3 separate regions of the Mus musculus genome follow, and regions 2 and 3 are each linked to region 1. Evidence: chromatin contacts called from ENCODE Hi-C or POLR2A ChIA-PET data. All regions are on one chromosome and are shown on one strand. The core of a region is the stretch at or near the end of the contact, and the rest is flanking DNA. Distances in the headings are between cores, read along the strand shown.

Region 1 (5,141 bases), core at 1,828-4,327:
TGCAGAGTGTGCTGAGCCCCTCAGAGGATGACCTGGAAGTGCGCCAGAGTCCATGGAGACTCCTGTTCTCCCCTCACTACTCTGCCAGTCTCGCTGGGTCGTGCAGTGAGTGGTATTCACTCATTTTTAGTGACTGTGATGGTTAATCTTCACTGTAAACTTCACTTGATTTAGAATCACCATGGAAACACGCCTTTGAGTGTATCTATGAGGGCATTTCCAGAAAGGTTCAACTTAGAAGGGAAGACTTATCCCTGAATGTGAACAACTCCACTGCAAGTCCTGTTCATGGCTCTAGGGTGGATGACCCATCCTGCTATGCTATGCTGCCCTCTCTGCACCGTGAGGGAAACTCGCTAACTAGATCATACCCACAGACTTTAAGGAAGAAAGCAGGTTGCTGGTCAAAAGTTCTGAGTCCTTTAAGGCCATTTAATTTGTTTATGATTGTCACAAAGATTGTAGGCAGGGAGAACAGCTGAGACTGCATTCGCTGACCTATTCTGGAGATACCAGCAAGCTTCTTCCTGGGAAATGACGATGGTCTCCTGCCTGCAGCTGAGCTACTGTGAGGAAGATTATAACTGTGTCAGGCAGGGGCTGGAGGCAAGCACGCACTTGAAAAATTATTAAATTTATACATACAGTCACAAATGAACTACACCTATAATGCAATGCCCTTCACCAAATTGGATGTTCTAGTGTTTCTAATTATTTCTAACTAAAAGTGTTTCCTCAATTAGTCAACAAGTTGCTACTAAATCAAGTGCCTGAAATAAGTAATCTACATAATGTAAGGGTTTTTCCTGTCTGGGCCCCAAACAACTACTAAAAGCACAGGTGGGGGGTAAAAGTATCGCTAGAATGAGTCATCAGAACCGGTTTATACTATAACCAGCTGAACTTTAAATAGAACCTTTTTATTTTAAAATGAGCTTAGCACAACCATTTCTAAATGGTATTTTTTGTCTTAATACTGTGTACAATGAGAGGCAGTATGCAATGTTCACATTGTTAAAAAGAAAATCCTGATTGTTGGAATGGCTGCAGTCAACCCAGCTGTATTGTCTCAAATAAGCAGATGGCACAAAGGCTAATAGAGCGTTCAGTGAAAGAGCACAATAGGGCTAGCAGCTGCTGCAAACACAGGACACCTCCATGACACTAGAACAGCTCTGACAGTCCAGATCCACTTCCCGCATCTAGAAAGGCGGTTGCTGAGGAGGTACTGGGGCTTAGTTCTCTCTCCTCAGAAGCCAAAGGTTTATCAGGAACTCTTACCAAGGGTGGGAAGGGTTAGCGCTTGGCGAGCTTGCAATATCCATGTTCCTGCCTGTGCTACTAATAAGGAAGTGCTGAAAAATCACCATCACCATGTGTTAACTCAGAGCTGGGGGCGGGGGGGGGGGGGTTACACAAACAGTTCTCAGCTATGTGTCCGTCAACAAATCATCAACAACTACTCGATGAGAACAGAAAGGTGGTTTCTGCCCTTGGGGAACTTATTCTGAGATAGGAAATAAGAAGTGACAAACGACTGGGTGTGGTAGCTCATACCTGTAAAACTCATCACTTAGGGGACCGAGCCAGGATTGGCTTGATTTCCAGGCCAGCCTGGGCTACACAGTGAGACTTTCTCAACAAAACCAAACCAAAACAGAGACAAATCACACCAACAAACATGGTCCCTGTTCCAAGATCACTAACTTATGAACGGGGCCCCATGACTGGACTCAGGTTACCAAACCACCCGGCTCCTACGAGGTGACTTTCACAAGGACAAATACTTTCATGGCTGACAAAAGATCACTTTAGTCAAAGAGGGAGAAGTGTTAGAATTGTAGAATGTCCCTAGCCAAGCAAGCTCTCTACTGAAATGGCAGGTGAGCACGGGAAGCAGCCAGAGCTGTGCTCGTGTACACTGATTTCCTGACAAGGTTGGATGACACACTAGACTATTTTTAAAAATTATATGCTAGGATTTCAATCTGACTAGTGATTCAACTCAACTTCAAAAAAGAAGGAAGCTCACAGCAGTCTTTCTGTCTTGCTAAGCTTCTGCTGTTCCTGTCAGTCAGTCAGCGCCCAAATCCCAGACCTTTGCATTTGATGCAAATGTAGGCAGTCCTGACATGACTTACTCCTGGCCAGAGACTGCATTCTCTCTCTTAATAAAATGTGTGTACACAACAGACCTCACTATACATTTATTTCAGAGAAGACCTACGATGGTCCCCGAACGCTTCAGTAATGAGACCTTTCCATAAGAAAGCTACTTTTCTAACATCAGCATGGAGAAAGTTAAGGTTCCTGCGGCCCACCAGCCATGTGCTTGCACAGGGGAAAACCCAAGCCTTGAACTATCTCAGAGCTCCATCTGTTCTAACCGCCTCAAGCTACGGCTCAGCTCCCAGGTGCACCGAACCACATCTATCAAAATATTTACCCCTAAAATAACTTTGTAATAAGAGCGGAATGTCCTTTTTGATGATTTCCTTTGAAAAATACATACGTATTTAACCGGCAACTCCAAACTTTCAGAGAGGGCAGATTCCATGAATCTACGTAATAAAAGCCTCCCTTCACACTGTTATAGTTGCTCTACTATGAAGATTTACAAGCACAGAGCTTTATATGGCTTACATTTCCACATTTGTCTGTTTTGACTCTTGGCCTCCATATGATGGCAAGGATAGAGTGAGCCTTTAACAGAAATGCCACACTAAGGCTACAAGCTGCCAGTGAAAGCTACAAGATCTCTTGGCAATTTTTGGACAGGTTCAGGTGAATTTCAGCATCTGGGACTGGCATGTGTATTACAGATGGAAAAAGCAAAACAATACCCAAAGAAAGAGAAAAGCGGTCCTCCCAATTGAAGCAAAATCATACCAAAATCTACCCACCTCCCAGCCTCGGCCCAGCACTGAGGAAATACCTCTGCCATACTGTCAAAGCATAATCAGTTCCTAAAACAATGGCTCAGCGTTTGAGTCACCCAGAGCGTGAAGGGCAAGTGAAAGGTCAGTTCCGGCATGCTCCCACAAAGCAAACACGGAGCTTGAGCCAGCACCAGCCAGGCCTTGGCATGGCAACCACAGGGCTCGCTCACTTCAGCAACCCATGGGTTCTGCCCTCAGGCTTCTCCAGACCCCCCCCCCCCCCCACACACACACACACACTTCCTCTCCTCCAAAGGAACCAGGGAAAGCTGAGAAGCAAACCTGAGAGGAGGGCCAGGCCTGCTCAGAAGCAGCCCTCCATGCCACTGGAGAACCCAAAGATGGTGCAGTGCCTCCAGAACCAGTGGTCCTAGCTCCCAGAAGCTTCTGGAATTCCTTATGAGTACTTACTAGAACACCTTTCTTTCTCCCCGCCAGTCATTTCACTATAATCAACTAAAATCTGCACATGGTGGACACTGACAATGGATTTTTAAAGATCCCAAGTATGCTTATTATTTTAGATTCTCTGCCACTGACATTATATTTAACATCAAAAGTTGTACTAAAAAGTCAATTAAAATAATTTTCTAGCCAAAAATTTTTCAAAGAATTTTTGCGGATTTTTTGTCTTGGAACTCTTGGTCTTGGAACTCTCGGTGGCTGGCTATTCTTTTAATTTACAGTCTGCAGAGATGTCTTAGTAAGCACATGCGAGTTAAGCACTTAAAGAAGATGACAAAATCTTTGTTTATATGCAAACATATGTATGTATTTATCTGCAAACACACATTTAAACCTGTGATTGCTTTTGAGGTCTTTACAAAGAGGCTTCTCAGTTAGTCACCATATTCGTCATATCTAAGGACTACCAGTGCTTGACTGGAAGAGGCAGACAGGCTACTGGAGAAGGGGAGGCCCTCTGCAGGGAACAACAGAAAGATGCAAGTGAGATCTGAAGAACAGCCTAGTGATGAAGACGTTACCAGACTCATGTCCCAGAGCCTCCAACTCAGCAGACGGGAAATGGTCACTACGCAACAATCCCTTATGTATGTCCAACAAGGGTCACATAAAAGAAGAAACACTTCCACCCACCTGAGGAACTCATAACTTGTCTGAGGTTATAGAGCTAAGACTGGCATATGGAGTGTGAGACAGAAAGTGAAAACTGTCAAAGACCCCACATACCAGAAGCCCTCATGTAAGCAGTGGCAAGGAGGAGGGCGTAATGCACCTGGCACAGGAGCCACGCACAATGTCATTTCTGTAGAGACGCCCATGAGTGAACAGTGCCATGGAAGGCTAGGGGCATACTAAGGCTTTTCAGAAGTGACGGCATCGAGCAGGCTTGTGAAAGACAGGAAGTTCTTCCCCCTACAAGCAGAGTGACTTCTATGAGTTTTCTCTGCACATACGTATCAGGGATGACAGCACTAACTTCACTGGGCTTCTAGGGATGAGAAGAAAATAGACGCTGATGAATATACACAATGAAACCTTAAAAAGGAAATGCGTACATGCACATAGAACAGCAGCAGGGTCCAATCTACTCTCCTTTGTCTTTTGGCTTCTTCTCTGTTCAAATGTTCGTGGGCTTTCCACCATGGCAGACACTGTACCAGGCACTGTGTACATCATCAGGGAAAATACATGAAACATCGTTGTGTGCTCTTATCTAAGTGATATTCTGTAGCCAGAGATAGGAGGACAGCGGAGTGGGCAGAAGATGCAGTGTGACCAAAAGTAAAGCAAGAAGTAGGGCCTCAAAACAACCAGTCCTTTGCTCTGCAGAAGCAAGCGAGAAGGGGACTTGCCATCAGAGGGACTCATGGAAGGCCGCCAGGGAACAGGAAACGGGCTCAGCAACAGTATGGCAGAAGAGAAGATCTGAACGAGTTTAGTTTTGCTCCGCTGGTAAGGGCTCCCTGGAAGACTATAATGAAGCCATGCCTGGCAATGGCAGCTCACAGGGTTGGGAGCTGGGCAGATTAGGTGATCTTTGTCTGAGCAGCCAGTCTGTAGAAGGCTCAATCTGGAAGAGCTTGTGTTTCAGTTAAGAGTCCTGGAGCACTGGAGCAGGACAAAAGACAGGGGCTGGCTGGACCGATGGCACAGTGGGAGGTGAGGTGATCAAAGGAGCACAGAGTGCTGGTGACTGCTCTAGTAAATGGGCCAAGTATGCAGTGTAGGTTGGGCTGA
Region 2 (5,141 bases), core at 1,117-3,616, 44 kb before region 1:
AGCCTGGGATTTCAAGAGTCAACCTGCTGGCAAGCTAATCTTGCACAACATCCTAATTTATGTTACAGAAGTAAATGGCCATTAGTAACCTGGCAAATAAAATTTGGATCTCAAGTGATGAAAACATGTTTCACTGTGACCAATATTAAGTAGGTTGAGCAACAGAAGTAGTTACCCAAGTACAGCATGTAGGTGCAATGTGGCTATTCCTAACATTCTGGAAACTGTGTTACAGGAGCCAGTGGACAACAGAGAGGAATTATGTTTAGACATGTCCCCTACAGGAGGGGGAGCAGGGTTGTAAGTCAGCAGTAAGAGCACGACTTAATCCAGGGGCTAGGACCTATGCTCCCAGCGAGGTGAAGCCCTTTAGCCTACTCCTAGAGCCAAACCTCTACCCATCTGACTCTTCTCACCTCAAGAGTACAAAGATCTCACACAGGTAACCTAGTTTTGTCAAAGGTAATTGTTTTCTACCAATTACATGATTAGTGATTCACACTAAGTCACAGTTTATCAACAGTGGGTATCCCATGTCACTGGAAAGGAAAGGGTAAACAGACAGGATATGGGGTTGTCACATGGGACATTTCCAGACACAATGGCTACAAAGTACTAGTTTGGGGAGAGGAGACTCATTCCCATCATTCCCAGGTGACGAATATTCACTCGTCCACACACTGGGCAGCACAATGCCACACACGGCAAAGGGACGTGAGGCCAATCCTTGTGGCCAGCTTTGGCCATGTCACCTCTGCACCATCAAGACCTCAGGCTCCCTGGTTCTCAGACGCTGGCCCTGGTCTGTTCACAGCTTCTGGCTCTGTCCCTGTCAAGTCTTCCTTACTGCTCTCCAGTCTAGCCGAGGCAGTAGGGGCATGGAAGCCATGGTTCAGAGTCAGGCCTGGGAAAATCCTACCTGTTCCCTGCCCATCTCTGCACTCCGTGCCCCTTTTCTTCATGTGTAAGTGGGATGCTTAATTGGCAGGTCTACTGAAAAGATTTAAACTAATTTATAACTTAATGAATGACTGACCAATGTAGTCAGCACAGCTAAGTCCTTCTTCTCCCCCTCTTCCTTGGATTCTAGGATACGAGATGTGTTTACTGTGCTTCCTGCCTAAAAGCCTCCTTTCTCATCTTTAAAAAAAATTAATGATCCATTCTTACAGGACCCTGGGCCCTGCCAGACTTAATTCCCCTGCTCTCCCTCCAGTGCAAGGCTGGCATGATAGCACACAGCTTCCCGGAGTTTTCGATCTTTCCATTCCTAGCTGTATCCTCTCACATCCGTGATCTACCATCTTATTCCAGTGCCCGATGCACACAGGCCTGTGGCAGATTTTGTGAGACCCTAGGTCACAGGATGCTGTGCTATCATCTATTGAGAGGACACATCAACATATTAATCTGCTTTTACCTTTCATCTTTTGTTGGGCATTGCAACGTTAAACACTCCAACTCACCAGTAAAGCTTATTATGTGACATCTTTCTTCTTGAGGAGCCTTCCTTTTTTCTAACTCGATGGGTCATGTCACCAGGTCAATCACTGCCAAGTAAGTAACTTCCGGTCAATTTGTTCTTCCTTAAGCATCGGTGAGGCAATGGCAAAAACTTGCATTATTTTCTTGCTCTTTCTAATCAGAAATGTATGACCCCACCCACAGCTACCATTTTATCCCCTTTTGTTTGCAGGCCTAGATAGAAGCTTTCGGTGATCTCCTATGGCTCTCCCTAACATTCCCCCTCAATACCCTGAGAGAGGCCTCAAGGAAGGAACCAACAAGTATGAACTCTGTCTCCCGAACGCCCTGTGCTTTTAAGAAAGCCACCCAAGTCTGAGTGGGCATTCACTGGCACAGGAACACTGGCTTGGAGGAAAACACCTGTCTGAAAAGCTGTTCTAAGGAAAAAGACATTTTATGCAATATGCTAGACATGGCATGAAATGGCTGTTCAGGAATGGTGGCAGTGACTTTAACCCCCCTGAACCACTTTCGACCACCTAGTCATGTCAGTAAGACCCATGAGAATGCTGTCGTTGGCAACTGTTTGGTGACTTCTGGCCTCTTCAGATTCCTACTCTGACTCCTCCCCACCCATCCACCCCCCACCCCCGTGCTCTAAATCAGTTATACACACTGCTTTATAACAGGTTAATGCATTTTTTTTCTTCTTTTGTACACCACTCTTCTCAAACATATGCCCATGGTCACTGTGCTTTGGACTGGCTTCTCAGACCTCATTTCCAGATGTCCTTGAAATGACAACTCTTAATGAAAGCCTTCCTGATTGAATAGAGGAAACTCCCTTGAGGAAACCAATTCTGTTCTGCTGTGTCCTGCCATCTGCTCCTGAATTCCCATGTGATCTGAGTGAGGTACTTCCCTTCTCTATATTAACTGGGCAGGCAGGATACATTCAAGCTTTTCCTAGCCGAGAGACTAGATTGTTGGTGCTAAAATATGTGGCTTCCATGCCTTTTCTTGCCCTGAGAGAAACTCATGAGCCTTTGGCTTTCCTTGATGTCCTCAAGGGCTGAGCCCATTATCTCAGTAAGTCCCTAGCACAGCACAACACACTGCTGCCCAGGACTAATGTGTGCATTTAGACAACAATGATCAAAGCACCTCCAGCGAGGCACCGACAGCTGCCACTAGATGACTCAGACCTCTCTGAAAAATGGCTTAATTTAGCAGCCTTTCAGTTGTCTGCAGAACAGACTGTGAGTAAAGGACACGGTGAACAGAACAGAACATCTTTTAACTAGCTTGACCCCACAGTGGCCCTTTAAGGTCAGGCAGCTCTCGATAGCACAGAGAGAGAAGCGTTTGCCTCTGCTCTTCAGCCAGTAGAGAACCAGGGGCTGGGATAACCTGGGAAGACCCTGTACTGGCCGAGTGTCTTCTGAACCTAAGGCTGGCCTTGGTCACTGACTAGCCCTGGGAGTGACTCAGGGAATTGCTTTCTCTTCCTGGGCCTGGAAAACGGCTGTGGCAATGCTCCCTAAACCTGGCAAACTAAACTACAAAGACGCCTCGGTCCCCTACTCCTAGGGCTTTGACTCTGATGGCCTGGCATGGGCACAGGATGATGTGTTTCCTGTATGGTTCCCTCTCAGGAGCAAGTGCTGCTGGCAGCAGTGTGTAGGATACTGGATTCTCCACCTGGTGCTCCCCTCAGACAATCCTGTCTCTTCCAAGGTCCCAAACCAATTAGATGACATGGTCTTCCGCCCTTCCTCTTCCCTTCTCTCTTTAGAACCAAACTGGACTGTTTCCAAGTACACTGCATGGTAGCTCACCACATTCATGAGAACTCAAAAGAAATTTTGAAATCAAGGACTGGTTCGTAAGACTCAAGGGTTCACTGAAGAGGCAATCTCCTTTTGACAGAAACCCAAGCTCAAGTGCAGCAAGCAGCTCCTTCCTGAACACCCATTACTTACCAACCAGGAACACAGAAGGCACAGGCCAGGCAGAGGCCTGCTCTCCAGCACATGGGGATTCTTCTAAAATGGGCACGGTGGCTGCATGTGGCAGAGTGAGGGGGCAAGAGGACTGCTGTGGGTTTGAGGCCAGGGTGGGCTACACAGAAAGTACCCGGTCAGCCAAGATTACATAGCAAGACCCGATCTGAGACAAAAACAGGACCGGTGAGATGTTCAGCAGATAAAGATACCTGCACCAAGCTTGGTGAACTATGTTTGAACCATAGGACTCCAAGTTTGGAGGAGACAACGGAACCCTACATGCTGTCTTCTAAACTCCTGTATGTAACACAGCATGCACAAGCCTCCCACGATAAAGAGTAAATGCAAAACCAGCCAACTAACCAACAGCGAAACACTACCTGTTCATCTGGATTCTCTTATCAAGAGCTTAACTATTCAGTGAAAGTCTAATCAGACTAAGAACCTGTTCTGTAATGCGAGCTATGATGCACTGAAAGCCAGCACTCTGCTATGCATAGTCTGCAAATTATCTAATTTAATGGAGACAACGCTGATGCTAGTGCTTTCTCTCATGTTTTTTTGAAAACTGGAAACCTCAGAGCAGGCCAAAGCTAAGCATATTTAATTCTACAAACCATACAATCCTATTACTGTGACCTTAATAGCGGATAGACTTATGGTAGATATTTCTAGGATATCTGTGAATATGAAGGCTTATATCAAATCTGCCAATTTTCTAAGCATATATAAAGTGGAGACAGAAACATACCCTTTCCAGACATATCAAGTTGCTTTACTTAGGAGAATGTAGACACACTGGACAAGACACTAAACTGCAGACTCTAGATAACTTCCTCCTCTGTGTGACCTTGCAGTTAGTTTTATATCTATTGTTGGGGAAATTAAGCAGATTAAGTCCACACAGCAGCTTTGGTCTTCTCAATAAAGTCTGCAACTCTGATTTGTCCCAGAGCTGCAGCTGACTGGAGCTTAGAAGCAGCCGAGTCTGGATTTCCTGTGTGCCGCTCTAACCTTGGCTCTTCCACCCTATACATGCAATCACACGGCTAGTGATTGGAACTGGAGATGAAACAAGCTTGTCTCAAGTTCTTTGCAAAAAGATTTGGGCTGGAAAACAATGAAATGACTTCTAGTATCACACTCTGATGTTGGAGGTACTGCCCCAAAGTGTGTTGGGCAGTTCCAATTAACAGGAAAATACAGATCAAGATGGTTAGTTGTTAAAAATCTAGAACATAGTTTTAAAATCACAAGCCGGGCATGGTGGCGCACGCCTTTAATCCTAGGCAGAGGCAGGAGGCCAGCCTGGTCTACAAAGTGAGTTCCAGGACAGCCAGGGCTACACAGAGAAACCCTGTCTCGGGGTGGGGTGGGGGTTGGGGGGTGGGAACAATAAAATCACAGCGGGGAAGAATGCCTATTTTCTTTCTCACGATGCTTTCCTGCCTTGTGTGGCTGCTCTGTCTATGGCACAGTACTTGACATTGACAGTGTTTTACAATCTTTGTATTATCTACTCTTTCCCATATGCCACGAGTAAGGACCTGGGGACAGATAATCACTTGGCAGGTAGGGAAATGGCCACAGGAGTCTACCAAACTGCTCAATGCTATGTTTTCTTCCCGAATGCATGGCTGTACTTCCACAGTGCATGGCACAAACACA
Region 3 (5,141 bases), core at 1,385-3,884, 43 kb after region 1:
CACACACACACACACGGAGAGGGAGAGGGAGAGGGAGAGGGGGAGAGAGGGGGAGGGGGAGGGGGAGGGGGAGGGGGAGGGAGAGGGAGAGAGAGAGAGAGAGAGAGAGAGAGAGAGAGAGAGAGAGAGAGAGAGAGAGAAAGGTCTGTCATTTGCAGCAACATGGATGAGCCTGGAGGACATTTAAATCAGTACTGAAAGATAAAGAGAGCAGATTCACTTCTGTGTAAGATCTAAAAAAGCTGACTTCAAGGTAGTCAAGACTACAATTTACCAAAAGTGTGTGCATTGTCCAAGAGTGATGGCAGAATGGGATAAGGACGCATAATCCAAGTTTATAAGTAGATTTTGGATGTTTTCACCATTAGAAAGTAGATGAAGTGCTAAGCATGTCAATTAGATTGACTTAGTCATCCCACATTGTAGAATCTAAAATCCTATCCAAAAAGTTACTATATGCCTGCATATTTTTTTTTGAAAATTAGAAACATTTGAAAATAGTTACTAGAACAAAATTATGACATGGTTGTCACCGGCCCTTTAAAACATAGATAATTTAATAATTTGCTTGACTGCCTCTAAGTTAATGCACCGACTTTTAAAAAATATCCTAATTTCTGGCATAGTAAGGTTCAATAAATGGCTACTACACAAATGAACAGAAGCAGAAAAATGAAACTGCACTGACCAAATAAATTTAACAGTTACCCAGTCTGTAAAACCCAGATTTAATGAGTATACAAGTTCTTTCTTATAGGGATCTTGCCTGAACTCTTACACCTAAGACCTTTTCTACACCACACACACACACACACACACACACACACACACACACACACACACACACACACACACGCGGTGGGTACTTGGGGGCAGAGGGACAGGGGTGTGTCTGATCTGCAGTAACAGAGTACTATCGGGTTATGCTGAGACTCAGCTAGGCTAATAACCTTTTAGTTTACAATCTGAAAGGGCTGATTTACCTAAACCCTGTAGTACTTACTTTAAGGACATGCCAAAAATTCACCTGCCTCCAAAACACAGCTATCAGCAGAATATGCACAACCGTGGGCCAGGAGAATGCTATGGTAAAAACCCATTCTCCCTTCTCTAGCTCCAAGGCATGGATCCTTTTGAGACAAAACACCTCAGGGATATTCCCAGCAGCCACAAGGCCGGAGTCAGAAAGCTGTAAGGGATCTCTGACTGCAGAATAAGGAACTGTGTGTTGTATCCAAGACTCAGCAGCAGCTCCATCACCAAGCATTAGCTCTTACACAGTCCTCACGCATCTCCTGGAACTCACAGAGATCCCCAATCTTTACTGGGAAGACATCTGAGTAAAGAGATTTCAAGCCTCTGAAAGGGTTTGGGTGTGGTTGAAATGGGTAACTTTGAAAACTTAGCAACACAGGATACACTATGAGTAAGTTCTTTAAAAAAAAAAAAAAAACCAAAGCTAACTCACCAGATCCTTCTGAAAGGGTTCTTTTATTAATTTCAGTGAAGTCAAGCAGAGAACAAGTTGTAATATGAAACACAATTTATGCAACTATGTTGAAATTCTCTACCAGAGTTGCATCTTCTAATGTACAATTTTATGGTAAAATAATTTCAAAATACTATCAAAAATTAGGCTAGGCTCCTTTTGGTTTTAAGACTATCATAGGAAAACCATTTTTTATATAAGTCATTGAAGTTCTAAGACAAAATGATAGTGTCTTTAAATTAGAAAAAAAAAATTGGAAGAGCTGAAACTAAACCTCAATTGAAATTACACTGTTGGGCAACTCCAAAAGCTAAACAAAAACATGTTAAAATAGAAATTGCAACATCAAGGGAAAACCATTCTCATATAGCGTTCTAGACTCAGCCCTAGCTGATCATGGATGAGGCGAGTTGCTCTGTCCTAGGTTTTCCCACAGTCAGCCAACAGGCTACTCACGATTTAGCAGCCACTTGGGTTGACTCAGGGAAAGGCATGTGAGGGAGGCCTTTAAAGAGCCAACAGAGATCCCCTGGGTGGGTCTGGTCTGCCTTTCAAAACCCATGAACTTCCCATTATATAATCTCAAATAAGAAAAGTATTTCCTAAGTTAACCGCCTAGCTGAGTGTACAGCAGGCTGCAGTACCGCCTGCCTCCCTCCCTCCCTCCCCTGGTAAGAAAGAAAAGGAAAGAGCTTTGTGAATGGCACAATCACCTTGTCTGGTAAGGACAGAAGATTAATGAATCCTGCTTAATAGTACTACTAGACTTTTTAACAAAACTTCCAGAAGCCCCAGTATCTAATCTAAAATTTCCATATTTTACTAATCTCCTATAAAATAAACTGTTAAAGAAACCACAGAATTCTGAGAAGCTTGCTTTTCCAGAAAGCCCAAGAAAAATACTTTAGTTTCGCCATTCTCAAATTCATTTGACTTAGAAACAAAGTAAACATATTACTCTATTTAATATCATTGCACAAGCAAATTCACAAGAATGAAATGTGTTCAGAGTTCCTAGAAAAAATGTAGCAATGCAGGCTGCCAACTTGTTCAATGTCAAGCACCAGGCAGCTCAGCACCAGCAGTGACTCAGAGTGAATCACGCTTAAGCTATTTTTGCTTTTAAAGTCCTGCCAGGAGCTGTGTTAATATTCAACCCAGAGTAAATTTAGCTCAACAAGAAAACAAGTGTTTCCATGGTTGCTTCTTCACGGTGTTTATGGTATATGCGCAGCCATTCGGCTTAGGAACCCAGCCAGATCATCCAAATTGAAATGCTCATCTCTCATTTACATCCAGGCATTGGAACACAGGAAATACCAAATGCAATTCAGACTGCTGTCTACCTGCCTTCCTGGATCCCAGACAGCAACATGGCAGGCAGGGCATCATTAAAGGCCCCTCTTCAAGTCTGTACCACTGAAGGAGCTCCAGAGACTGCTAGTCATAGGTTTTACTTGGTTTGTATTACAAATCAAAACTCCATTCTCTGGTTGTGGCGGTGTAACAGACTAAAGTGCCTAAAGGACTTAGCAAAGCAGTAGAAAATTAGAAGGACAGGTACGACATGGAATCTTTACACAGGATCACAGACAGTGACAGTCTGGTTATGTGGCTCAGGTTTTAAAATAAATTAGTTACAGGCAATGAGTAAGTAAGATCTGATTGTCTTTATGTTAGAAGAAAAAAATTCCACATAACATAAAATTTATCATCTTGATGCCCTTATTGTTTTTGCAACAGAAAGAAAAGTGTACTCCCTACACTAGACAGGGCAGCAGGCTGGCAGCAAGACAGGAGAGCCACCAGCAATCCATCTTAGCCTTCATTCATTAGTGCTACAGTTCCAATTCTAAGTGTCCCTCACAGGCCAATAATGCAAAAGCTTGCCTAGTGTGTGATGCTGCAGTGAGGTCTAATGTTTCTAATGTGGAATCTAGTGGAGGAAATCTAGCCCCAAATCTGTCATCTGGGGGCTAGGAGAGTACCCTTAAAGGGGATCTGAGCCCATTCCCATCTATCTCTTTGCCCCCTGGCTGCCATAAGGTAAATTCGCCTCCTTCTATGTGTTTCAGTCATAGTATACTGTGTTACCATTTGGCCCAAAGCAATAGATTGTTGAGGGAAATATTATAAAATGAACACGCCAATTCTCAGCCAGGCCAGGCTATGCTCCTGCCTGCCGCTACCAACTCTCTAGGGCTAACCCCCATGTCAGGTGATCTCACTTGCTCAGTCTCTTGGCAGTCAACTCTTCGCCCCACAGGGCCACAGGGTTCCCACTGGGCCATCTCTAAGATGTCCCCCACAAGTTCCTCACACTTCCATGCAACACCCCACACACCCTATGAAAAGCCATCTCAACACCTAATTATCCAGTAGAAACATCACTCTTAAAGCTTAATTATCCAAGTAGATTTATATAACAATAAGATCACAATTTACAAGATGCCAATACAATAATTTCAGAGCCAATTGATAATGATAAAAGTTTTACCCCAATTATTCTAACCTTGTGAAAATCTTAGCTACTAGTTGCTGTTTAAAACCACATGGGATCGGGATCTTCTTCCTGACTATCTGCCTCCATGTTGGCTTCTCCTCCTCCTCCTTCGACCTCTGTCTTCTGCGACCTCTCTGTCTCCCCAACTCCTAGCTCCGCCTCCCTTTTCCTGTCCAATCACAGGCCCCCCACTGTCCTAATGTGATTGGACAGGGAAAATCCTGCAACAATAGAAAGTGTCAAGTGACCATGGACTGAGGCCTCTGAAACCAAGAACTAAAATAAACTTATCAAAGGTTGATTGTCTCCGATACTGGGTTATTAAATCAGAAAGCTGACACAATTGGTATTAAATACATTCACATTATTATAAAAACATTTCTCTAGGACTTTTCATCTTGTAAAAATAAAAATCTACCAAATGTTCTTTAAAAACCCCTATTTTCAGAATATACTATTTCGATTCCCAACACACATAGGACTTTTGTGCTTGGGTAGCAAATGAATTGGGAAGATGGAGGAACAGATACTAGAGCAATTCCTTAACTAAATCTACTCATCCCTGGAATTCCTAGGACCATCTCTAGATTTCACTCAGGAAAAATAATGTTAACTTTCCCAGCAGAGGTATTTAAAGTACGTTGCATACACCTTAGAATATACACAAAACCATATGACTACTTTTTATAATTAACTTTTATCTAGGAAAGAAAAAAGGTTTCATTACCAATGTAAATGCTGAAATTACTTACAGCATATATACAGACAAACCAACAAAATGCAATTAATATGCAGTGAACAATGAAAAAAGCATGGAGACCCCTGCTCTAAAGGCCAAAATTCCCAAGACGCAGGACGAGTGTTCCTTATCTTCCTTCCTAGTGCAGTGCTCTACTATAAAGACAACGAAGTGGGCAAGAGCTGGTCAGCACACCCAAGAGGAGAGAGAAACTGCAACCATGTAGAACAAGTGTGTAGAACAGCCAAAGGGTCTGGCACGGCTGTGATGACAGGACTGGACACAGCAACAGTCACACAAGCAGCCTCACTGGAGAGTCATGTTCCAAGGAAAATATTCATCTTTAGACAAGCAGGATGTCAGTTATTCATGGTAGTTCAGTATTTGGAAGAAGCTTTGCAAGGGTAAGC

What was found. Hi-C counts contacts between places; a loop is a spot of excess contacts on that map. ChIA-PET counts read pairs that join two places held with the same protein, here RNA polymerase II (POLR2A).
Region 2: a loop to region 1 is called in a map of regulatory T cell, with 2.2 times the contacts of the local background. The contact joins two enhancer-like sites. A Hi-C loop is called at or near these places in 2 of 37 maps with a recorded cell type or tissue (heart and regulatory T cell). POLR2A ChIA-PET finds 5 or more read pairs at or near these places in 2 of 5 experiments (Patski and embryonic stem cell).
Region 3: a map of adrenal gland shows a loop between it and region 1 (2.4-fold over the local background). The contact joins two enhancer-like sites. A Hi-C loop is called at or near these places in 6 of 37 maps with a recorded cell type or tissue (T-helper 17 cell, adrenal gland, left cerebral cortex and 1 more). POLR2A ChIA-PET finds 5 or more read pairs at or near these places in 2 of 5 experiments (Patski and embryonic stem cell).

The regions. Positions count from the first base shown.
Region 1 is chr15:59,522,106-59,527,246 of GRCm38, reverse strand. All of the region lies in intron 4 of Nsmce2 (NSE2/MMS21 homolog, SMC5-SMC6 complex SUMO ligase), which reads right to left. Among named protein-coding and RNA genes, the nearest start is that of Gm36677, 94 kb to the left of the region's middle. Within about 2 kb of position 3,077, at least 1 of the 3 ENCODE cell types and tissues checked has a DNase peak (open chromatin) inside an H3K27ac peak, as active enhancers do.
Region 2 is chr15:59,565,218-59,570,358 of GRCm38, reverse strand. All of the region lies in intron 4 of Nsmce2 (NSE2/MMS21 homolog, SMC5-SMC6 complex SUMO ligase), which reads right to left. Among named protein-coding and RNA genes, the nearest start is that of Gm36677, 50 kb to the left of the region's middle. Within about 2 kb of position 2,366, at least 3 of the 3 ENCODE cell types and tissues checked have a DNase peak (open chromatin) inside an H3K27ac peak, as active enhancers do.
Region 3 is chr15:59,478,209-59,483,349 of GRCm38, reverse strand. The region is part of intron 4 of Nsmce2 (NSE2/MMS21 homolog, SMC5-SMC6 complex SUMO ligase); the gene reads right to left. Among named protein-coding and RNA genes, the nearest start is that of Nsmce2, 110 kb to the right of the region's middle. Within about 2 kb of position 2,634, at least 2 of the 3 ENCODE cell types and tissues checked have a DNase peak (open chromatin) inside an H3K27ac peak, as active enhancers do.